Regions from separate parts of the Mus musculus genome. Here regions 2 and 3 are each linked to region 1. A link is a loop called in an ENCODE intact Hi-C map of the cell type or tissue named here. Cell type or tissue: heart. All regions are shown on one strand. Region 1 has its middle 4.4 kb from the start of Gm35388. Region 2 has its middle 6.9 kb from the start of Med4. Region 3 overlaps Rcbtb2 (regulator of chromosome condensation (RCC1) and BTB (POZ) domain containing protein 2).

What was found. A loop is a pair of places that touch in the nucleus more often than their neighbours do. Peaks named below come from ENCODE experiments on the same cell type or tissue, not always from the same donor. Only the 100,000 strongest peaks of a DNase experiment are listed, where the experiment ranks them.
Region 2: a loop joins it to region 1, with 3 times the contacts of the local background. A loop is called at or near these places in 6 of 42 quality-filtered maps.
Region 3: a loop joins it to region 1, with 2.3 times the contacts of the local background. A loop is called at or near these places in 3 of 42 quality-filtered maps.

Annotation. Positions count from the first base shown.
Region 1 is chr14:73,103,337-73,111,336 of GRCm38, forward strand. No RefSeq gene overlaps it. Among named protein-coding and RNA genes, the nearest start is that of Gm35388, 4.4 kb to the left of the region's middle. In heart, a CTCF peak has its summit at 3,192 (motif pointing right); no DNase peak of the experiment used is centred here; H3K27me3 peaks cover 633 bases.
Region 2 is chr14:73,499,113-73,507,112 of GRCm38, forward strand. No RefSeq gene overlaps it. Among named protein-coding and RNA genes, the nearest start is that of Med4, 6.9 kb to the right of the region's middle. In heart, no CTCF peak of the experiment used is centred here; DNase peaks (open chromatin) are centred at 2,919, 3,669 and 3,979; H3K27ac peaks cover 1,344 bases.
Region 3 is chr14:73,174,333-73,182,332 of GRCm38, forward strand. It overlaps Rcbtb2 (regulator of chromosome condensation (RCC1) and BTB (POZ) domain containing protein 2), which reads left to right. Exons shown (of 15, transcript NM_001170694.1): 12 at 58-184; 13 at 2,663-2,802; 14 at 4,101-4,231. Among named protein-coding and RNA genes, the nearest start is that of Gm52109, 12 kb to the left of the region's middle. In heart, no CTCF peak of the experiment used is centred here; a DNase peak (open chromatin) is centred at 4,969; H3K27ac peaks cover 1,080 bases.

The sequences.
Region 1 (8,000 bases):
ATCTCACATAAATTCATATTCAGCTTCATTCATGCTCATTTATTCATTTTCATTCAAACCCAGTTGGGCCCAGCTTGCATGCATTCTCACAATTACATACACACACACACATACACACACTCACGCACACGCGCACGTATACATTCTCCCATTTACATACTCACACACACATCCATACTTACATATGCATACGGAGCAAAAGACCAAGCACTGGTGCAGAAAGAACTCATTCATTCTGGATGAAAAAAATGCGCTCCAATCTTTAATATATAGAGAGAAAAAAAAAACTTCTACTTTTTTAATTCTAAATGAATTAGACTCATGTTTGTAAGGGGAAAAAAAAAGTTTTGTTTCTTTTAAAAAGACTAAACCTGCCTTGTCCTTACCATGGGACCTGCTGTTCTGTCCCATGGTAAGGAGAAGCCTGCTGGCTCCTTCTGCTCTCTGCGACATCTTCTTTTTTTCCTCTTTCCCTCTGCATTCTGCACATTGCTCTCTTAGTATTTTATGTTACCTCTAGTTTCTAAGTAATTCCACTCTGCATCCTCCTTCTAATCTAAAAAGTGTTCTGTCTAAAAACTTCTCCGCAACTCAGTTCCTCTCTCAGCTCAGTTCTTCTCACCTCTGTTTCTCTCACCCCAGTCCCTCAGTCCTGACTCTTCTCTTTGTCCTCCGCTCTTAAACATCATTCAGAGCACATGATCACATGTTACAAAGTGCATCACAAGTTCACACAAAAAATCAAATCATAAATTTAAATATAAGTTTACAACGCCGAATGTTTACACGCATACCATGAGGAGTAATTATCTGGCTAAACATCCATCACCTGTCTGAGCTGCACAGGTTCACAGAAGGCTTAAAACCATAACTAAGTTATAAGTGAAGTTCTGTATAGATAAGCCCAGCCAATATTTTATCTTCTGTCCTAGCACCTATAATAAATCATTAGTTCCCTTCTAATGACCTTTGGTTAATTGTTTTACAACCTCTTGGAATGTGCTCTGGGTAGGAGAAAGTCTGGTTACCATCTAAGAGCAATTAACTGGTGACACTTGGAAGACTGACAGAGTTCTCATTGCAGCTTTGACTACCAGAAAAAGACCTAATAGCAGTCCCATTATAAAAGAGCTTAATAATCACAGATATAATTTTAGGACTTCTTATAGGATCATCATTAAGACTGAAGCCATCCATTTGTCTATATAGCAACACTACAAGATGGTACATCTTCGTGGATCTGCAGAGATCTACTTCAAAGGGGGTGTTCTTCTACTTAGTGACTGTTATATATGTTTAATAATAACAGGAAAAGCATATTAATAGCAGGAATCTTTCCTAAAATTAGTCCCTCACAACCTTGCTTAATAAGGGCTCACCTGCCTCAGAGTATATAATAATCCAAGGCAGGCCACTTCAGGATGATCATCTGCTGGTCATTAACTTGTCCCATTATGGCTCCTGACAAATGGGTCTACAGGAGGGGGGCTGGGGCTGGTAACAAGGGGTTATCTTAACTGGAGACCTTAGATAGTGGGTGATCGGGATTGGACTATGTTTGTGGTTTACTCTGCTGGGTCAGAGCCACAGGTTAAATTAATTAAATCAAGGCCATTTGTACAACTGATAGCCTGTTTCTGAAGGGTCAATTCAGGGCCATTTATAGAATTGGTATTCTGTTTCTAACGCGTTCTTCTTGCTTAGCCTGAGTGTACAACAGCCTGATCAATTCTACCCTTCCACCCACCCCAATCTGGTGCCCTTCTGCCTACCAGTTGCCACCATCAACTTGGTTTCTGGTTGTTTTTAATACTTGGTAGACACCCAAGTAATTCGCATTTTATTTCATTTTTTAAAAAAATACCTAAATTACCACCCTCATTGCCCAATATGCACCTCTCTGGTGGCACAGATGCCTGCGTTTCGACCTTCATACTGTGTCTGCCCACGTGATTCAGCAGAAACACATTTACCTGTTTGCTTCCTCAACAAGGCACCAGCTTGGCCTAACTGACCCAGAGCACAGCAGCAGCTTCCACTAGACAAGAGACTGAACACTGATCCAACTCTGAATAAATGCCTTTCTGGGGACCTAAGAACAGGGAGGAAGACATCTGTCACAGCAGTCAAGGTGGAAGCCCCTGAGGGTGAGGGCTGAAGCCTCTACTGCTGTGCTGAAAGGACCCACAAACCACACAAACCACACAGGTCACCATGGCAACCCAAATGACTCATCTGAAAATTGAGGGTCATCTTTAATTTACAGAAGTGGCACTTATGGACTGTAGGCGGGGCGACTGTTCTATTATCAGCTTGTGAACTCAGGGCATTCGGTCTGTAAGCCACAGAGCTAGAGGATTCGGGCACAGCTGTTCTTTCCTCCCATCCAAATAAAGGGCTCCTTCAGCTACTGAGGAATGTGAGACCAGGGGCAACAGGTGGCCATGAAGAGGTAGAGACAGAAAGACAATGGCTACAGTAATCAGACATACCAAGATGGCGGCTCATGAAAAGTGAATTTTATATATGTTATTGATAGCTTTTGTAGAGGAAAAGCAGATGTTCCTTTTAGAGTCGGGAGACGGTTTCGAACACGGCCATGTTTCCTGAGATAAGGGATAAATAGAAAGAACAAACCTCCCCTTGTAGGAGAATTAGGGCATTTACATCCCTGTGGTGTGGTGTTGCCTGGCAACACACAGGACACATCATTCTGCTTCGTTTCAGAAATACAACTATCTGCTGGCATAAAGAAGTCCCATTTGTTGTATATATATTTTTAATCATTTATTTTATATCTGAAATTCACATTAATCTAGACGTCTTGCATTTTTACTTGCTATACCTGACATCCCTAATTTTTTTAGAAGAATAGGAAATGAAAATTCACATGGAGTTGGGATCAAGATGGAGTCCAGGACATAAGGAGAGGTTGGTGGGAAGCCATCCAGTGAGCAGCACAGAAGATGTCTCTAGAGGATAGCTCTGTGATGCTTTAGCGCACAGAACATACGTGAGAGAGGTGGCATTTGCACTTAAAGCTATGGTACAAACCAAAGGTTAGCCAGGAGACCTGCACGGGGGAGCATACTTATCCAAAAGTATTTTAGCTCGTAGTGAGCAAAGCTTGAAGAACATTGAACTTTTCTGATTCGTTTTATACTCATCAGCCTGGTCTTTGAACGGCTAAAGTTGAGATTCTAGTTTTGCTCTGCAGGGGGCAGCATTGCCAAAAATTTTATCAAGCCTTAAAAAAAAAAAAAAAAAAAAGGAAACAAGCTTCACACACACACACACACACACACAAAGGGATCCTGCAAAAGGGATCCTCAACTTTCCTCCTTCGACCTCCAAGGAAATTTATTCGTGAATAAAAACAAACTTCAGCACCTGTGACCTGAAAAAGGGAGGAGACACAAAAGAACAGAAACTGTCTCCGAAACCCATTTGTCCAAAGCAAAAACTATTTCCCCCAACTGCCCAATCGGCTTGGTTTTGTTTTGATTGTAAACTAACTTTGCTTTCCACCTTCTAAAACAAGATTCAGCACCAATAGATGGTTCCAAAACTGTCTAATGGATTAAAAAAAAAAAAAAAAACTATGTTATTTTGAGCTCTGGGCCAATTCTAGTTAAATACACAAGAAACATGCATGTCTGTAAGACTCCCAAGACAGATCGCCCACCTCTCTGAGGCCCTGCTGCCTAGCTGGCTCAGATGGCACTGGGCTCAGCTATCTCCAGGAGGCACCATCTACAATTGAAAAGGACTTTAGCACCAGACAACACAAAATGCAGGAGTAGCGTGGACACCCACATCTAATTACAGCTTTTTACAGGGCTTATAGGGTTCAGAGACTACCTGGTGCCACGCCATTAAGAAAATCACGTGGTTTCCTCATGGTTAATGATTGCCAGGCTCTGAATAAGTGGCCCAACCTTTGTATTTAAAGAGCAGGTGATCCACACAGACCTATCCCTGGCTCTCACTGGGAACTGCAGAAAGCCTCTATCAAAGAAAGATGGAGTAGGGGGCTCTGGTTTAAAGAAAAGGTGCGGAATCAGTCTTGTCAGCAGCTGCCTAGTTCCTCTTTTCCAAGACACCTCTTTCCTCTTTCCCTGAAAGGCACCTGCTGCTCCCCAGTGCCTAAACGTCTGCTCACTTCTTCAGGCAAAAGCTATCTTCAGGCGAGTTTCAACTTGAAGGTGTTAATTGCCTACACCAGGGCGTTTGAGTGCTTGTCTAATTTGCTCTGGAAAACTGGGTGTTGCCTCCCCTAAAGGAATCTCACTGTGAGCAGGTGTGTCAGGTCCTTCCAGAGGGCAACTCTGGGGCTGTTGCTGAGCTGGGCCGGATGGGCCAGGAGTGCATCTGACCTCCGTGCCATTTCCTCACACGGGGTGGGCTGATAGGCTTTGACAGAACCAAATCTAAATCTGCTGAACAAAAGCCCTGGGTTTAACGAACTCTTTCCTCCCTCATCCAGGGACTATCCCAAAGTACTGGTTCCATAAATGAATATTGAGCTTAAATAGAGTAAATAAATAAATAAATAAATAAATAAATAAACAACAATCCCTTAGCCAAGCATAGTGGCATATTCTTGGTATCTCTGCACTCGGGAGTCTGAGACAGGAGAATGGCTAGTTCCAGGCTAGTCTGGGATCCGTACTGAGGTTCTCGTTCAAATCACCATTGTCGTCATTATCGTCATTACCATCCAATGAGGATCTTTTAACAAAAAATAAAGATGTTGTTATCCTCTTGCTATCTGTTTCATAACTAAAACCACCAGAAACCACAATACCCGTGGCTGTGGCTGACTCTTCCATTTGGCTATCAGAGGAAGGAAAGGAAGAGTAGGAAAGGAGAGAGAAGACACTAGCTTTAAAAAAGCCTTTTTATCTTTGACATATGCTCACAGATCTCTCTCTGCCAAGCAAATGGAGCACTTGCCTTCAGGGAGGAGAATCAAGCCAGTCTCCATCTTCTCTACTAAAGGCAAGTAGCTACTTCCCTCAGAGGGTATCATGTCATCTCTGGTAGCAGAGGCGACAACCCAGCTGTAGATAGTATTAGAAATTCAGAGATGTTACACACCTCATTCTGCAGGGCAGGGATTGGCCCCCAGACCCCGAGACTTCCATCACTGGCCAGAAGGACACTGAGAAATGCCCCTTTTTTGTCCCTCTAGGATTCTGGCTGGGAGGTTTCCTAAGTTTCTTCTCATTCTCATTCTGTGGCCCCAGAAAGTGAACCCTCAGAGGTGGGACTTTGGTTTCTTCCGTTGCCCGTGCGATGTGTAAACGTGGAGCAAGGCAGGGCCTTCTTCACTTTGTGGTAAGAAGTAATGGTCCCCACATTGGTCTGTTCTCTTTCCTGCCCTCACAAACCCCTTAGAAGGAAGGACCGGGCGTTACAAGGAGCTACCATTGCCCACCCCACCCCAGGAGAAGAGGCCCTTAGAGAAGCCTGTAAGCCTACAAGGGCTCCCTCCTGCTGTACTAACTCACTCTGTATCTCTTAAGGGCTTATATCCATTTACCCAGTCTTCTTCAAATATTTGAGAAAAAAATGTAACATATCCCAAGCACTTTTCAAGGCCTAGGAAATACAATATCCTTTCCTTCCCAGAGCCTTCTGGGGAATATGAAAACTAAATACACAATTGTAAAGGATGTTCACAATTGAGACAAAGGAGGTGCACAAGCTATCCCATAAGATTTAAGATCCCCTTTAACTTTACTCGACGACAAGATAATACCTTAGCTTGTCATCGTGTCCTAGAAGGTCAGAGAACATGAGAGTCCTGGACCTAGGTCAGAAGCAAGGGACTTTAGTTCTTATCCCCTCTGAGCAGGGTGCAGAGTGCCCTTCCCTCAAGCTCCAGCAGGCCAGACGACTGCTGTCAAGCCCTAAGCAGCATAATAGCTCAGGAGGTCCCTGCTTAGAGTCTACCCATTCCCTAGCAGATGGGAAGGAAGTCTCTGGAAAGTCATCCTTTGCACAGCCCCTTACCTTGTTATTTAAGGTCCTTCACAGCAAACACAGCCCAGAGAAAGGGCCCAGGGAAAAGCACACATGGGACTTAGCATCCTTGGAACTCTCAGCGAGAAGTTTTGGGGGTCCCAGAATAACTCCCACCTCTAGAGCAACTTTGCTGGGAAACTTCCCAGACCCAGAGCTGGCTCTTCACCCCTTGTTCTCCTTGTTTGTTTGTTTGTTTGTTTGTTTGTTTGTTTTACATTCCATGTTGATGCTTAACCTGGTAAACCTGGGTAGCCACCAACAGAAGGTGGTAAGGAGGCAGGAACTGCGCTCCCTCCTGCTGGCAAGTGCTCTGAGGTGGCCTTGGGTAAAGAGCTTAATTTCTTCTTTCTGGGACTCCTCACCTGTAAATGGAAGATAATGATATTCTCCTACCTCCTCTTCAGAATTAATTAATGGTTGGGCTGACCTCTGGGTCTACAGATGAAAGGCTGTCATTGCAAGCCACGTGCATCAACATTACCTCATTACCAACGTCATATCATCGTTAACATCATCTCATCATCATCATCATCTCATCATCATCATCATCATCATCATCGTTATCACCATAGCCAAGAGTCCCCATGATAAAAGCTACAGAATTCCCACAGGAAGCTCCTGAAGGCCTCCCCCTTGCTAAGCCTTTCAGCCTCCTCTTCTACACCTTCTAAAAGAACCAACCAACTCTCCTCCCCTTTGGCAACTCTCACTCTCCACAGCTAAGAGCTGGTTATTGTCCTGGGACCCCAGTTTCACACACCCTCACTTTGCAATGCCTTTCTCCCAACAACTGAACCTGAGCACTTAGGACAAACTCCAAAGGAAGACTATTAAACAGATGGACCGGGAGCAGGTGAAGGAAGCCTTAAGACACTTTCAGAAGGTCTCAAGAAAGAAAGAAGGCCTCACCCCCAGAATTTCCCACCAAATGACTAACTTATTACACCTTTCCTACTTCCTGTGTGGACTGATACAGAAGAGCAGTGTTTCCCTTCCGTGCAATGTGATGATGTAATGGTCATGATCTTCTTGGTGCATTCATGTTTTCTGCTGCTATTGCTGACTACTAGAGGCTAGATAACTTGGAGAATTAAAGTTTCTTTAACCCATGATTGTAGAGTGTTGGAGGTCCTTAGGTAGTCTGTGTTTGGGGCATCTTCTTGCCAATGGGATCCCTGCAGACTCTCGTGGCCAGAGGAATCCATACAAGAGACAAACTGGTTTGTAACAGACACACCCAGCTTGGGGATAAGACTATTTTAGTCGACCAATCCATCAGGAAGCTAGTCATTTCTTAAAAATCCCACCTGGTCCTACACTGTCACAAGGGGGACCAAATTTTGACAGGAATTTCGGTAGGCTCTAAACCATAGCACCTGGGACTCTGACGTAGCCAGCTGCTTGTGCTGAAATGAATTGGTAAGTGTGATTTGCTGCACTCTCCTCGTTGCTGAGCCTCCTTTAGCCCTCATCTTGGCTCCCTTGGGAATCCACCAAAATGAATGGCTTGCTAAGCCTTTTTGGTTATGATTCAAGTACTGCTTGGCTGTAGATTAGCATTCAGATGTGAAGGCTGTTGAGAGACTGACTCAGCTACTGGGTCAGTGATGCCCAGCCCCAGCATGTAATGGCAAGTTGCATAAGGACACTAAAGTAGCACTTTAAGCTTCTGGGGACTCAGATATTACCTGGTGGTGATCATTTGTATTTCCTCCTGTGTGCTGGGCATTGTTCTATTCCTCTTGTACAAAAAGACCTATAATCCTCAAACAAGGAAGTAAATTCTATTATTGCCTCTGCTTTACAGGATACAAAACAGAGAGACAAAGAGCTTAAATGCCCAGCTCCCTGTGGGTGGTGCCACCCTGGAAAGAGAGTCCTTCTAGCTAGAAGAAAGGCAGTTGAGCAAGCCTTGGAGAACAAAACAGTAAGCAGCACCCCTCTACGGTCTCTGCTTCAGCTCCTGTCTC
Region 2 (8,000 bases), 400 kb after region 1:
ACAGGGTCTATGTATACCAGGCTGGCCTTAAATTTACCATGTGTGCATTTGAAGATGACCTTGAACTCTTGATTCTTATGCTTCTACGTCCCAAGTCCTGGGATGACAGGCATTCGCCACCACACCAACTGTTTTTATTAACTTCTCAAAGAACTGGCTTATATAAAGTCATCTACTTGAGAGGCAGAAGCAGGATTGGTCCAAGTTCAATGCCAATTTGGTCTATATAGTGAGTACATATTGAGACCTTGTTTCAACAGATCAAAACATAATCGTTACACTTTTGTTGCTGCTGCTGGTTTTTGCTATTGTTGAGACAAAGACTCTTTGTTTAGCCTTGGCTGTCCTGGAACTCACTGTGTAGACCAGGCTGGCCTCAAACTCGGAGATCTGCCTGTCTCTGCTTCCCAAGTGTTGATATTAAAGGCCTGTACCACCACATCCGGCTTTATTACAGTTTTACTCATGTTTTTATATTGAAATAAAAAAATCAAGTTAGCTTATACACAGAAGAAGAGAGACTCCGTTATGCAGGGCAGTAAGACAGACGAGACTCGTGGTAACTCTTGACTAGGATACACAGTAACATTAAACCTTATGGAAACTGAACCTGGAAGGTTCCAGGGACCTCTGTCAGCTCCTGGAACTGCTGCTTAGTGCCCCACCTCATGGGCCGAACTCAAGCCTCTTTTCTGCTGCTCCTTCCCCCCTACACAGTACTCACCGTAGCTTTCTTCTTGCTAGCACATCTACACATTCCTGGGCTGATTTCTTTCTCCATTTGATTTACCCAGCCCATCATGGCTTGTCCATCTTTCAGTTTCAGTTTGTGTATTCTTTCTGGCTCAACTTCTTGAGATAGATAGATAGATAGATAGATAGATAGATAGATAGATAGATAGATAGATAGATAGCCCTGGCACATGTTTGTTTGTTTCCTCCTAATCCAGGCTGGCTGGCCTCAAACTCACTAAGTAGCCAAGGATGGCCTTGACTTCCGGATCCACTTGTTTCAACCTTTCCAACCCTGGGATTACAAGAACCATACACAAATCTTCACATTTGTTTTTTAAAGCCATGGTTACAGATGCAAATGCCATGAATACCAGATGCAATCACCATGGCTACAGAGGCAATCAGTCTTCTCTTCATTTGTGTCAAGTCATCACACTGTACCTGTGTTAGTGTAGAGTCTTCTAATGACTACTCTAACTTCATCTCCCAGCTCATTTTCTACATACTTTGGAACTTTCCCATTGATACCAGCACAGAATATAGACACTTCAACATCTTTACAAAATTACTCTCCATTGAACCTCATGACTTGTGCCTTAGAGCATTCGACTTTCTAATCCCATTGTTGAGGTTTGGGGCTTGCTTTCTATTGTAATGATGATTGTGGGAACCCAAAATCTGGAGTCCATAGACCCTATGTGACCTTGACTCCAAATTATTTCTAATTGGTGAATAAAGATGTTGACATCCAATAGCTGGGCAGAAGAGATGTAGGCGGGGTTTAAGATTCCCAGACTTGGTGATCAGAGGAGAACCGGGAGAAGGAGAATATGGAGGAAGAGAAGTCGCAATGAGTTAGGTGAGTTTAAGTGAACACTGCCCTGAGGGTTGGCCAATTGGAGTTAAGAGCATGAGCCTGCTGCATTACAAAACATCATCTGTACTTTGGTCTGTCATGGCTCCCTAGCTGGGGTTGAGTGTAGAGAACAAGCAAAAGAAACTTATTCTAAGTACTGCCAACTCGTTTTCCAACTAAATTCAAGGTCCGAGTCCTTAGGGGAGCTGGGGACTTCCCTGTAGCTGAACATCTTCTGTTGTAAACAGGTTGTCTGAGTCCACACATCTCAAGGACAACTTCTCCATTTTGCTGGTGGGTCAAACAAGGTCATGTTCCCAGGACTAGGAATGAATACCTATCCCACTTCTCCAAACAAATGCTTTCTCAATTGTCTGTTGACTTGTAAAGACTATTGCTGTTATATAAACTATGGTGCATAAGTTCTAAAACATATATAACCATTTGCCTGTTATTCCCTAATTAACTGAATGCCACTGGCCTGCTCCTTTGTCCCCTTATCACCCTGAGCTCCAGGCCCAATGTCTAGGAGAGTGAATTAAGGACCTGGAAGTCAGGTGCCCTGGATATGGCTCAGTCTCCAACGGGTGCTCCCTTGCTTAGCCCATAATGTCAAAATACAGTTGAATAACACAGCGGCTCTCCCCAGCTCCCCCTTGCTTTGTGCTCCCATCCTTTAAAAATGTTGTACAGTCTCCCTACAGGGACATGGTTCAGATGCTGACCTAGCCAACTCCCTGACCCCCAGAAAATAGACTTTCATTTTTAAGCTTCTGGAACGGAAGTGCGTTTTCTCGGTTTCCACCCCAAACCCAACAGTGAGTCGATTTTTGTCAGAGACCTCAGAGGCCTTCTTGTCTTTTAGTGTCTCAGAGCTTTTATGAGTTCTCGTTTTCATCCCTTGGTTCGTAGCCAAAGCTTTGCCCTCCTTAGAGGTAGTTTCTGTGGCTGTCCATTTGAGGCGGCCCTCACCCCTTTATAATATTTACCATAAACTAAAACTGTCTCTCTCATACTGGCTTGTTAAAGCTCTGCCTCCCCATTGGAAAGTCAGCTGTAGAGGGTGGGGATCATTTGGCTCATCTCCCATTGTGTCAGCAGGGTCTCTGGCTGTGTCCTCGGGATCACAGCTACTCCCTGCCTGTGCTGGGGGTTTAAACAAGCAGACGGGCCTGGGCTCAGACCTGTGCACATGCTTTTGGTCTGTCTGAACGCTCTTGCTTACTCTCTCACTCTCTATGTCATACCACTGTTTACAGTTTCCAAAGAGAAATGCAGAGCAGGAAATTATCCAGCCTAACATCTATCAACAGAGGCTCCAGAGTGGTTTGTTCGCCCCGCCCAGGAGATTTCCCAGGACCCTTCTCTCTACCTTTGCCTTTGACCCTTTCTCCTGATGATTCAGGCCGAGACAGCTCTGATGGCTGCCTTTCTTGCCTTGCATTTCTTGGGGCCACCTTGAACCTACTCAGGCTCCTGGCAGGACCTGCCATACAGGAACCCAAACATATCCATTATCACCCAAAATAGGCAGGATAGGTCAGAGTTTTAGACTCTTTGGACTTTGGCCATTTCGTAGTCCTTGGTGATAGAGCCTGGATAGACTCTTCACTTTTTCTGAGAATCTAAAGTTTCTGATCAGCACCCTAGAACAACCTAAGCCAAAAAGCTTTTTTTTTTTTTTTTTTTTGCAAACATTTAAATATGCATGTGTCAGAATTCTCTCTTGTGAAACGATATTTGCACCTCCTAACTTCATCCCTTTTCATCTTGAACCTTGCATCCACTGCTCTGTGAGTTCGATATACATCCATAGGGAAAAGCCGCTGACACTTCTAGAATTCACTTGTGCCAACGCTCTTTGAAATTGTAAGGATTTTTTGTTTGTTTTTTTTTTTGTTTGTTTGTTTGAGAAGCATCTCAGTGGTTTGGCCGGAGCCTGAGAAATAGCTCTGCAGTGATTTGCACAACACACTGGTATGTCGGGAGTGTGCACACGCAGATCCTGGAAGTGGATTGCCTGAGCAGCCGGCAGATGAAGCGTTTTGCCCTTGTCTGCTTGAGAACAGATAAAAAGCCTGGATCAGACAGAGTGAAATGTGGCCATTTGGCAAGGGCTTTCCAGGGAGAAGAAAAGGTCTGGCAACCAGCAGCCTTTGAAGCTTCAGATCTCCTAGGAGAGAGAATTGAGTGCCTGTAATTAGAAATTTTATATCAGGTATTAGATTCACAAAATGGGCAGGGAATGTTCTGGAAGCCTGACTTCTGAGGACAGGGAGTCACTGTATGCATGTCTGCATTGGGACTGCCCAAAGGGAATAACTTATTGGGGGAGGGGGGGGGTGAGAACTAGACCTGGCAGCTGTCCAGCAAGACGAAGAGCAACATGTTATCCAAGAAGAGGCCGGGGGCCAAGCCCCAGAGGCTCTGAAAGGACAAAGAGCCCACTGTTCCACAGAAACAAGGACCAAGAGGCCTCCTTTAACCTCGTTGCTTTTACTCAAACATTTAGCAGTAAATTCACCTTTGTGCCTTTAATGATACAAATCTGGGCAGAGAGTGCACCTTTGGGTGCATCTGACAGTTAATGGAAATTTGGAAATCACAATGCATTTTTCGGGAAGACACAATGGACGGCAATGTGGGGGTCTCGGGGTGGATACAGTTCTGCACTTGCTGGCACTAAGCTATGTTTATCTCCAAGCCTTTGTGGGTAGAGTACAGTGACTCATTTGTGCACAGGGCCATATAGTTCTTTCTGGATTGTGATAAACATTCAGACCCAAGGTTAAGGAAATTCGAGGCAAACTGTGCCAATATAACTATATTGTTTAAGCTCATCAAATGCTTCAGGAATTAAATCAAATTACTATGCATTTATCAAGCATCTGTCTTACCACGTGAGGGCTCACGGGCAAAAGCAAACTGGTTTGAAATGCAAGGAAACGGAAAACAAAGAGATTACAGCCAATCTTTTCTGAATTGTCTTCCCAGAGTGAAAGACAGGATGCTCACGAACTTACCAACAGCTGAAGGAAACGTTTCTGGGAACTCTCACACATAGCACAGCCAAAGCAAATATTTTGATCGGGAAGAAAACAAAGGTTGAAATGAATGTAAAACTGACCTTCACAGAAGATTCGAGATGAGTCTCGTGATGACAAAAAATGCTAAGCATGTCCTTAGGTGTAGGACAAACTGTTCAAAGGTTAAAGGGCCGGGGCAGCATATCGGAAGACCAATTTAAACATCTTAGTCTGTGGAAAACAAGTTCTGTGTAATTTCTTTTTGTGGTGCTGAGGGTTAGACCCAGAGTCTCCCATGTAGTAGGCAAGCACACCACCTCTGTACTGCTGCCCTAGCTCCACAGCCTCTTTTCTTGAGGGTCTCATTAGATCTCCCAGGCAGGCATGAACTTGCTATAGATATGTCTCAGAATATAGAGTTTCGTTAGGTCTTAAATTTCCAGCCTTCCGACTCAGCCTCGCAAGTCCGAGTTAGCCATGCTGGGATAATTGTTCTTCTTTCTTTCTCTTTAAATCTTTGTTTCCTCTCCATTCCCATTTTAACTCCCTCTTCTGTCCTCCCTCGCTTGCTTCCTCCTTCTTTTCCTCTTCCTTCTTCCCCCATTCTTTTCTTTTTCTTTTTCCCTCTTTTCCGTCATCCTTCTGTGTCTTAACATTAGGAAGAAAAGAGCAAAAATAATTATTCTGTTGAAAGCCATGAGTTAGAATTTGGCCAAGGCAATTCAGATGGCAGTGAACTACATTTGTACTAGGTAATTGACTGTACTTTAGCAACATTAATTTGTTGACTGATGGCTGCTAAGAGCAATTAGTCTCTACCATGGGTCCTTAAATTCAGAAGGTTCTTGAAGACACTGAGCCAGTAGAGACCATCTCCAATCACTCTGTGCTACCATCAGAGAATACCTTAGGCTGGATTGCCATAATAAACAGAAATGCGATACCCTTGAAGGTGGGAAGGCCAAGACGTAGGAGCCACATCTGGCAAGGCTCTTTTTGCTACACATTTAAATGAAGAAGTTGATGACTCCCACATTTGAAGTTAGAGATTTGCCACAGGCCTGGTGCCAGCTGGATTTACACAGTGGTGAGTACCAGGACAGCGAGGCTGTACAGTAAGATGTTTTCTTAAAGACAAACAAGAAAGGATGATGGTGGAGTGCTCTGTCTCTTTGGCTGAGTTATCTCTTTCTCTGGTCCTCTCTGTTCCATTCTCTAACACTAAACCCAGGGCACTTCTACCTTAATGCTTTCTGTCTTTACCCTCCCTAAGTATTTTCTCTGTGTGTCTGTGTCTGTCTGTCTCCCCCATTCCCCTTCTCTCTCTCTCTCTCTCTCTCTCTCTCTCTCTCTCTCTCTCTCTCTCTCTCTCTCTGTGTGTGTGTGTGTGTGTGTGTGTGTGTGTGTGTGCATTTGTGAGCATTCACTCAGAGGCCAGAAGAGGATGCAGGTATCTTCCTTTATTGGCTTTACCTGTGCAGCCTGGTGTTTGCATAGAGGGGGCCATTCCTACTACAGGGGTTCATCCCTGGGTAAGCACAAACTGAAGCTTGATGTTAGTAGATATATTTCTCCCCAAGATTAGAGGCTCTGAGGCCCATGCATCCAGGTAGAGTGTCAGAGCTTTTTGCTTCTTGGAGAACGGAGCTAATGAATGTTGTAGGCCTGGATTCCTTCCCTTGATACTGAGCTCCTGGGAGAGGCATGCCTACTTCTGCTCCTCCACCTCACCCTTGATCTTCAACAGGAGCCTGGAAACTTAATTTGGGAAATGGCCAGGGAAAAGAGTTTTCCAGAGCAGAAGCAGGTGATAGAATAATGTCTGCCAGTTTCCACAGCAGTGCCCAGCGTGGAAATTGAACTAGTCTATCATTAGTTGACGATGTTTCACATTCCGGGATCGGTTTTAAAGTATGGTGAGAAATATGGGAAGGTAAAATACTGAAAACTAGCTTTTTATTACTTTCTTCCTTACAGGCAAGCTGTAATAGTTTGTATTGCTTTTAGTGTCTTTAATTCCCCTTTGTATCATTCTCTGGTGATTTCTGCATTCCTATCAATGGTAAATCTGATATTTATTAGTGCCCACTTTGCTCACTACTTCATTGTGCAGTAGTCCCACACAGTGGAGTGGGAGTGGGGGAAGCAGAATTTCTGAGTACAACACTGGTGTACAGATATGCTAGGGGCTAGCCTGGGGAGCTGGAAGAGTGTCTTGGGCCACCCTGTGCTCCTATAACAGAACATCCCGCACCGGACAATGTATGTAGAACAGAAATTTGGCTGGATGAGAAAGGTGTTTGTTGCCAAGCTCGAAGACCTGAGTTCAGTCCCCAGAACCCAGTGGAAGGAGAGAACCAACTCCTGAAAGTTGTTCTTTATCTTCTGGTTCTTGAGGCTGAAAAGTCTGGGACCTCAGGGTTGTGTGTGGTGAGGGCCTTCCTGCTGCCTTATCCCAGGACAACAGAGCAGAAGGGCGTGCCTGCCCGAGGGAAGGGGGCACTTCCCTGTAACTAACCAAGATAATTCATTCACTAGGGCTCTGTCTCTCCTCCTAAAAGCTTCACTCCTCTGCACTATTGCCCGTTGCTTGTGTGTGGTGCGATGTGAGTGGGGAGGAGGATGGTTGCATACAACGGAGGCAGACTATGGAAGCTCTTTCTTCTGATTTTGCCTCCTTTCTTAGCGCACAGAGTGAAGCAAGATCCTAAGTTTCGAGGGGAGGGCCAAGGAGATGCGGCCAGCTGCTTGGAGACAGGCAGGGATGTGAACTGACGCCAGGATGTGGGGAGGATTTAGAGCAGGGACATAGACTGATTATGCAGTCTCAGTTGGGGTCATTGGAGATTCAGGGTTTTGTAGCGGGCAAAGCTGTACATAGCCCAGCTTGAAGTCTTGACAAGACAGCAACACATATCAAGATGAGGAGAAGGCCTGGGAATGTAGCTCAGTGGTGAGTGCTTGCCTGATCTTGAGAAGGCCCTGGCTTCAGTGAGCCTTACCAGTGTGAGGCAGTGCAGCTCCTTGAGCTCTGTAGATGCTGACTGACATGCAAGCCCTCCGCGTGAGCCTCTGGGGCTGCTCCCACAGTTCCACTTTTTTGGAGATCAGTGGCTCAGTCCAAGGAGCCTGGAGCAGGCAGACCTGGTTTCCCTCTGAGGAAAGCTACCTCACTGTGTCCTCCCAAGGCCTTTTCTCATATCTCTGGCACATCTCCGACTCTCCCTGGGTCCCAGTCAGATTAGACAGGGCCCCCACCCTAATAACCCCCAATTAACTTAATCACCCCCTTGAAGGACCTGTCTTCAAACTTTCACACCTTTTTATCCACGGTAAGACTAATACAGCTGAGCACGGTGGGGCACATTTTTAATATCATGGCA
Region 3 (8,000 bases), 71 kb after region 1:
CTTGCCGTCATGTTCAACTATGACTGAACCCAGAAGCACTGTGTTGCTTTCCCTTAGAACCTGACGACCACCTCACTGTGGCCGAGTCTCTGAAGAGGGAGTTTGACAACCCTGACACTGCAGACCTCAAGTTTCTGGTTGATGGAAAATACATTTATGCTCACAAAGTCCTTCTCAAAATTAGGTAAGAGTGGGCCTCTGTGGGCAAGAGTGTCTAATGATCCCTGGGACCCAGATGGTGGGTAGGCAGATAGAGCTGGCTCCCATTCATGTCCTCTACATGCCTGCTGTTGTGGGTGTATGTCACACTAAATAGATGTTTAAAATAATTCGTAAGAGCTGGTCTCTTTTGAGGAGTGAAATTAATTCATTTATCAATCACTTCAGATATCCTGACTCTTGAGTAAGGGAACTGTGCCAGACACTTGAGTAATTAAGAGGCAGCTCTGATGAGGCTGTTTGTGCCCTTAAAGCACACAGTGTCAATGGGGTAGGAGTGGGGGAATGAGACAAGATGTGGAAGGCAAGGTGGGCCACAAGTACTGGGTTTGTTCAGGGAATAAGCCATGGAAGTTCTGGCTGTAGCTTAGTGCTGAATAAATAAGTTTTGCCCTTGGAACAGAGCCAGATGCTCTGATTTAACTTTACTGCCTGGGGCCTGAACACAGCCCTGCAGACAGCCCTGCAGACAGCCCTGAACACAGCACTGCAGACAGCCCTGAACACAGCCCTGCAGACAGCCCTGAACACAGCCCTGCAGGCAGCCCTGAACACAGCCCTGCAGACAGCCCTGAACACAGCCCTGCAGACAGTCTTGAACACAGCCCTGAACACAGCCTTGCAGACAGTCCTGAACACAGCACTGCAGATAGCTCTGAACACAGCCCTGCAGATAGCCCTGCAGACAGCCCTGAACACAGCCCTGTAGATAGCCCTGCAGACAGCCCTGAACACAGGCCTGCAGACAGCCCTGCAGATAGCCCTGAACACAGGTCTGCAGACAGCCCTGAACACAGCCCTGCAGACAGCCCTACAGACAGTCCTGAACACAGCTGGATTCGGATACAGCCATGCTGGAGAAAAAAAAAAGTGGTTTTTCCAGACCAAGAAGGACCTGGGTGATGCCAACACAAAAATGTTTTAAATCACACTTCTTACATTTACATTTATAAATGTAAATAAATTACATTTATTTATGTGAGCAGTGCATGATATTCACCTTATCTTTGTTCCATGTCACAGTCTATGAAGCCACCACCCTACCTTCAGATAGAAAAATCTGTCCTTCCCCAAAGATCCTAAGTCCCATACTGAGCAGCCAATGATTTTTTCCTTTCATACACACTACGCATGTTCTAGAAGCTCATATGTATGAAATTATATAGCATCTCTTCTTTCCTGCCTGCCTCTTTCCTTCCTAACATGATGATCTGGGACTGTGTTGCCACTGTGTCAAAGATATTGAAACCCTCTTTCCGTGACTCAGAAACCCAATATGGTATTTTGGTCTCAAGTTCCCATTCTGAAAGGTCACATAGTGCCACCTGGTTCACTCTCACCACGGAGCCTCTACTTTCACGAAGGAAATGGGGGTTTAGTTTACTGTGACAGAGCAAACACTGAACACGCTCAGCCTACACCATGACAACGCACTTTATCATATGAGCAGTATGGTGTTTTCTCTGAGGCAGGGAGAAGAACCAGGCCTACACTTGAGCTTGTGGTGGTCTGTGGCAATCTTCCTCTTTCTGAGGCATGACACGTAGCATTCTCCGAGTCTGCCTGTGTCCCAGGCTTCTCCTTTGTCTGATTGCCTTGGGGTCTACCACAGTGACTTGGCTTATGATGATTTTTGTAAAGAGCCTGTCTTCACATAAGTTCACATTGTCGGTTACTAGGAACTTTTAGGGACATAATTCAGACAGAATGGAGTAAAGAGACATAATTAATCAGTTATAAAAACAATACTTATCAGTAAAGACAGTGTGAGAAGGAGGCCAGAGATCCCCCGTCTCCCCCAGTCCAGCAGGCTGCATTGTAAAGTCAGCTGCTGGGCCGCCCACAGCAGCAGCAGTAGGCTGCAATGTAGAGTCAGATGCCTGGGCCACCTGCAGCAGCAGCAGCAGCAGCAGCAGCAGGCTGCATTTGCAGTCTTGCCGATTAGGCAATTGAAAAGCAAGGAGCCAAGGCAATGACAAGGTTTTTGGCAGTGTTCTGTGCCTGTACGAAAATGCCTGAGATAAGTAACTGACATAAAGGTTATTTGCTTACTTGGTGCGGCTGAACTGTAACTCCAGCTTGAAAGCTTACCCTGGCTTGGGGTTGATTTGGAGGTTTTGTTTGGGGCCTCCTGAAAAGCACCATATCTTGGTGGGAACTGCCTACTGGAACCACCCTACTACTGTCACAAATCAGGGGTCAAAGAGGAGCTTGGTCTCCATAAGTCCCCTTCAGTGCATTGCCCCAGTGATAGACCCCACACTAAGTTCCCTTCTCTAACCCTACCTCTTAAAGGTTCTACCACCTCCTATTATTGCTACCCTGGGACCAAGTTTTGACAGACTAGCAAACAGGAAAGGTATACAGCTTCAAGAGAAAGTCCTCAGGTAGTCCCTTGACTCCAGTCTAGAACCTGGGCTATGATCTTCCTTTCTTCTTTCAGGTGTGAACATTTTCGTTCTTCATTAGAAGACAGTGAAGACGATATTGTAGAAATGAGCGAGTTTTCGTATCCTGTGTTCCGAGCTTTCCTGGAGTATCTATACACAGATAACATCAGCCTATCTCCTGAGGAGGCAGTAGGTAATCATCAGAGACCTTACCACCAAGTTGGCAAATGTTGAATAATTAGGAAGGTGGCTTCTTTCCAGGCCAGGAGACAGACACTGCGATGTTTGCAGGAGCTCTTCTGGTGATGTTGAGCCTGCGCTTTTCTCTTTTTGGTCCTTGGATGTAGCATTTGCCTTTTCTCAGACTCTGCCACTGAGCTACACCCTCAGGCCCAGAACGCAGACTTCCCTTGTCACTACTACATATGAAGGTTGAGTGGGTAGCTCTAGTAAGAGGTCAACATCGATCACCACTGGAGCATCACAGGCAAGCATGGAAGGAAGGGCAGATGGCGAATCTTGTCTGTGAATGCAGAGCCCTAGAAGATCTCTTTGTCATTGCCCCAGAGTAGATCAAGGCCATGTCTGCTACACTCGGCTGTGAAAGTGGGCATTTTAGGTAACTCAGTTAAACATTTCACAATCTGAAATCTATTATATAGGTAATAGATTTTTTTTTTCATTTGGAGAAATCAATGAATAAGAATGTGAGGGTTGAAGACCAGGTCATGCCCAGGGAAAATAGCCTAGCCAAGAGAACAAAAGAAGAGCCACTGATTAAAGAGAAAAGAAACATTAGCAAGTAACAGAGTGCCCGGGGTCAGAGCATGTATGTCCCCACAGTACACTCTGGGTGAGTATTGAATAAGAGGACTCCAGATCAGTCTTTGAATTTGGCACAGTGAAGCCCATTTATGTGTGGGAAGACTCAACCGTGGGGCAGCTTCAGACAGTGGCAAGTGAGAGCGACAGCTAATGAGACTGCTCTCTGAGAGACTGCTCTCCAGGAGTGATGCTGAAGCGAAGCGGGGCAGAAAGATGGGTTGGAGGACAGGAGGCAGATGTGCCCACGACAGGGGATTCCTTTGTGTTATCTGGTGCTGGAACTGAAGGCAGGCTTGGCCTGCTGAGCTTGTGCACTGTGTCACTGCCCACTCCCAACCCAACCGGCTTTCTTTTTAATTCCGTGACAACATGTGTGCTGGTGGGCGTGGCCTCCAAAGATTCTGCTGACCCAGGAGAGGGGAATTCAGAGAAACACAAACCTGTTTCATTTCTAGGAAAAATTATTCAAGCCATTCTGATGTTAACTCCTATCCGTTGTCAGTGTCAGCTCAGCTCAGCTGTCTTCCCGGGGTGCTGTGAAGGCGGCTTCAGAGTTGCAGAGCTCATTTTGCCCGACGGATGGAAGCCCTTCACAGCCCTCTGAGCACTGCACCTCAATGGTCAGGCGCTCAGAGCGCACCCACAATACATTCTCCTTTCCATCAGGGTTGCTAGATCTGGCTACATTTTACAGTGAGACTCGGTTGAAAAAGCTCTGTCAACAAACTATCAAGCAAGGAATCTGTGAGGAGAATGCTATTGCTCTGCTCTCTGCTGCTGTCAAGTATGATGCCCAGGTAAGAAAAGCATCTTCCAGTGAGCCACTAAAAGTAACGTGTAGCTAGATGAAAATGGAACATACAGAAATAAAGTCTTAGAGAACTTATGTGACTATAATGGCATCAAACGTGTCTCAGGAACATTAGAAGAAGACACTGTGAAAGGCCAGGAGACCTAATTTCCAGTGATTAAAATCTTTCTACATCAAGCATGAAATGACTCTCAGGCCGAGCCTCACAGTGTGAGTTCAGGACCCACATATGGAAGGAGAGAACTGTCTCCAAATTGTCCCCGAGCTCCATACATGTGCTGTGACATGCACCATGGACAAGCTCCATACATGTGCTGTGACATGCACCATGGACAAGCTCCATACATGTGCTGTGACATGCACCATGGACAAGCACACACACACACATAAATTCACAAGTAAGTTAAATGACACATTGAGAAAATGTTTTCATAACATACAATAAAGCAAGTTCTTCATAGAAAAAAATGAAAAGAAAATATGGGCAGTTTGACTGGGAGAAAAATGAACCAAAGAACGAATGGCAAACATAATGAATGAGAGAAGCAGGAGATGATTCTGTCCTTAAAGAGCACATACTCGCACGGGGCGATCAGACGTGGTTTGTATTTCCTTCTCCTTGCTCTCTTCCTGAACTTTCTGCAGTGGCTGTGAATTGTCACGATAAAGAAAGGAAAGAGCCTTAATTTAGAGCTGAATCAGTAGGAAACAGGCCATAGCTGCTTGGAGTCAGCTTCCTCTTGGCATAGGATAGCCTCCCTCCCCACTGACTTTAAAAAATAGATTAGTGAGGGAGACTGGTAAAGACGGAGTGCCCTTTTCCTTTTTGGTAAACAGTAACATGCTTATGTAGGGGATTCTAAGTCTGCGGAGGAAACAATGCAGGGAGCAGACTATATGACTGTTCTGTCCATGGGCCTGGCTGCCCCCAGCACCCCAGGGCAGAGCTCAGTCCGCCTTCCTTTACTTTCTATTAAAAACTTTGTTTTGTGGTTCTACACATTGAATTTTAGACCTTTGTACTAGCCAGGCAAGAGCTGACCTCTGAGCTAGATCCCCAGCTGTCTTGTTTATTTTGAGGCAGATCTCACTAGTCCAGGTTTAACCTTGAACACTTTGTAGCCCAGACAGGTTTCCAACTTGCCATTTTCTTGCCCTTGGGCTCTTAAGTGTCTTGAAAAATAGGCCTGAACCACTAGGCCTAACTTGTATATATTTTTAAATTCTTAAAACTTGTATTTTTAAATACTTGAAGTTTCATTTTTCATTCAGTATTTAAACAAAACCAAAACACCATGCAACTGTATCCACATGGAGTAGGCTGGCTGGTAGTAGGGAATGTCCAGTGAGGTGGCTGTGTCCACCAGTAGGTGGTAAGGGTAGCCCCACCCAGGTCGTTGGCTATAGGAATGTTGAAAAGTGCTTGGATTCTAACTATACTTGATGTCTTAGATGTGGGATGGGGATGGGGAAGGCTAGATTAACGTTCATGTCAAGAATTTTGGGCTGCGTAACTGAAGAGATGAACAGTCTTACTGTGTGATGGAGCGTGGCAAGGAGCACCCAGTCAGTCGGCTAGGGCGACTAGGAGCAGCATTTTAGGAGACACACTAGGAATCTGGTCTCAAGGGTCTGTGAAGCATGCAGAAAAGACATCAGTGAGCCAGTCTGAAGTGTAGAGAGAAGTGTCCTGAGAGCTGTAAGAGGACACTAGCAAAGGACTCTACAGAAGTACCATGGGAAAGCCACTTTTAATGTTGAATGAAAAGTGAAATTTCAAATATTTAGAAATACACAATTCAGGACAGGTGTTTCAGGAGTTGAGAAAAATCCTTAAATACGCTGAAGCTCTAGTGAGTCAGGTTGCATGCTGTGATCCAGTACGAAAGCTACATTGTTGCAGTAGAGCCCTGCGGAAAGGCCTGAGAGAATGGAAGCGAGGAACTGGCAATGGGGGAGCCAGAAACAGCTTTTCCTGGTAATTTTACTTACAGATTTAATGGGAAACAGATTGAAGGGCCGGCTGAGATAATCAATGCATGTTTGTGTAAACAGGACAACAGCTTGAAAAGCAAGCTGATAGGGACAGTTGCTAGTGCAGGTCCTCAAATAGGTGGGGCAGTGTGACCTAATGGTAGAGCCAGGAGGTAGGCCTTATATTAATCATGGACCATTCACTATGATACCCAAAGAGGAATGTCCACAGGTTTCTAGCAAGAGGCAGAAGTGAGGGGAAGGGCTTTATGGAGCCTCTCTGAGTAAAGCAGGAGGCCCATTCGCTCGCATAGTCAGGGTAAGAGGAAGTATTGGATGACGTATGAGTCATGTTCCAGAAGGATGAACAGGGAACAGAACTAAGAGCTCTTATTAAAAGGTGGCTGTGTAAAACAATTGCATTTAAGTAGAGAAAGTGTTAGAAAAATAATAAAGAGCTTGTCTTATACAGTCAGAATTCTCTGGGAGGTCAGTTCTACTCTATATCAATTTATTTAATCCCATGAACTCTTTCTGAATTCCATTTTAAAAATAATTATGGGAAATTCCCAGTCCAAAAACCAAAGGAGGATAGACCTAAGTGGTAGTTTCTTAGGAACATTTGGTTTCCCAGTCATTATCAATTCTCCTGACTCTGGATCTCTAAGACACTGAAGTGCTCATGTCCCCACCTCCTTAGCATCAGTCCTGGTGTGGGTGGGCATCCCTCCAACATTCTGTAGAACTCAACCTAAGCGGTGCCACTCTGTCATGTATACTTTCTTATGCTGTCTGCTACTGAGTGGCTCTCAGGGTATTTGGCATTTATCCAGACAGCACATTCTTGTTGTCATGCAGGGACATGACTATTCCGTTTTGTCTTCAAGAGCTCATGTGGGGCAGAAATGTCCCACTGCCACTGAGACTCCAGCAGCCTGCCAGTCTGTTATGGGATGGCATGATTACATTTCCCTTGTGTAGCTAGTTTTCTTTCTCACAGGGGAAATCTCCTATGGGTTCGTGTACATGTTGGCATGGCTGTTTATTTTTCTGCATTCATCTTCAGCATTTGCTAGAGTTTACATACATGTATTTAGAGGAAAGACTGTAATAGGCAATGGACATGTATAATTTCTTGGGAACTGTTGGGAGCTTTATATTTTATAAATAGCTTCAACAACAGAGACAGAATTTTAAACTTTGAATATGAACAGGTGGTGGTACCTTTGTGCTGAGTCAGACCATACCTGGGTGTAGAACACTCCCTTAGAAAGCCTACTCTGCCCGAGGATTTAAGCCAATTCCTCAGCACTGATTTTATATAAATACATGTATTTGTATTGATACATATGTAATTCTGTAAAAATTACTTTGGCTCTGGAGACTGAACCCAGAGCTTCACCTGTACTAAGCACACAGTCTACTGCTTAGTTACTCCTAGTTAAGATTATCAAAGGTGAATGTGATGAAGTCCACCCATCCCACCCATTGTCCTGCAGAGAAAAATAAGGATGTTAATGACCCAGGCTTACTGGCATTAGCAGTTGTCATGTTGTCCTTTTGTCTATAAACTCTTCACAGGCAGAAGCATTTAAAAACACAGGGGAGGGCAGTGCTGTGAACAAGCATTGAAAGGGGAGGAAGGAATGACTGGAAAAGGTGCTGGAGGATGCCTAGCTTAGGTTCCTCTTTTGGAGGAAAAGGCTAGGCGTTTGGCCTGGCTGCATTGGACTCTTGTGTTATGTACACTTTCAGAAACATGGACTAATTGTTAATAATTG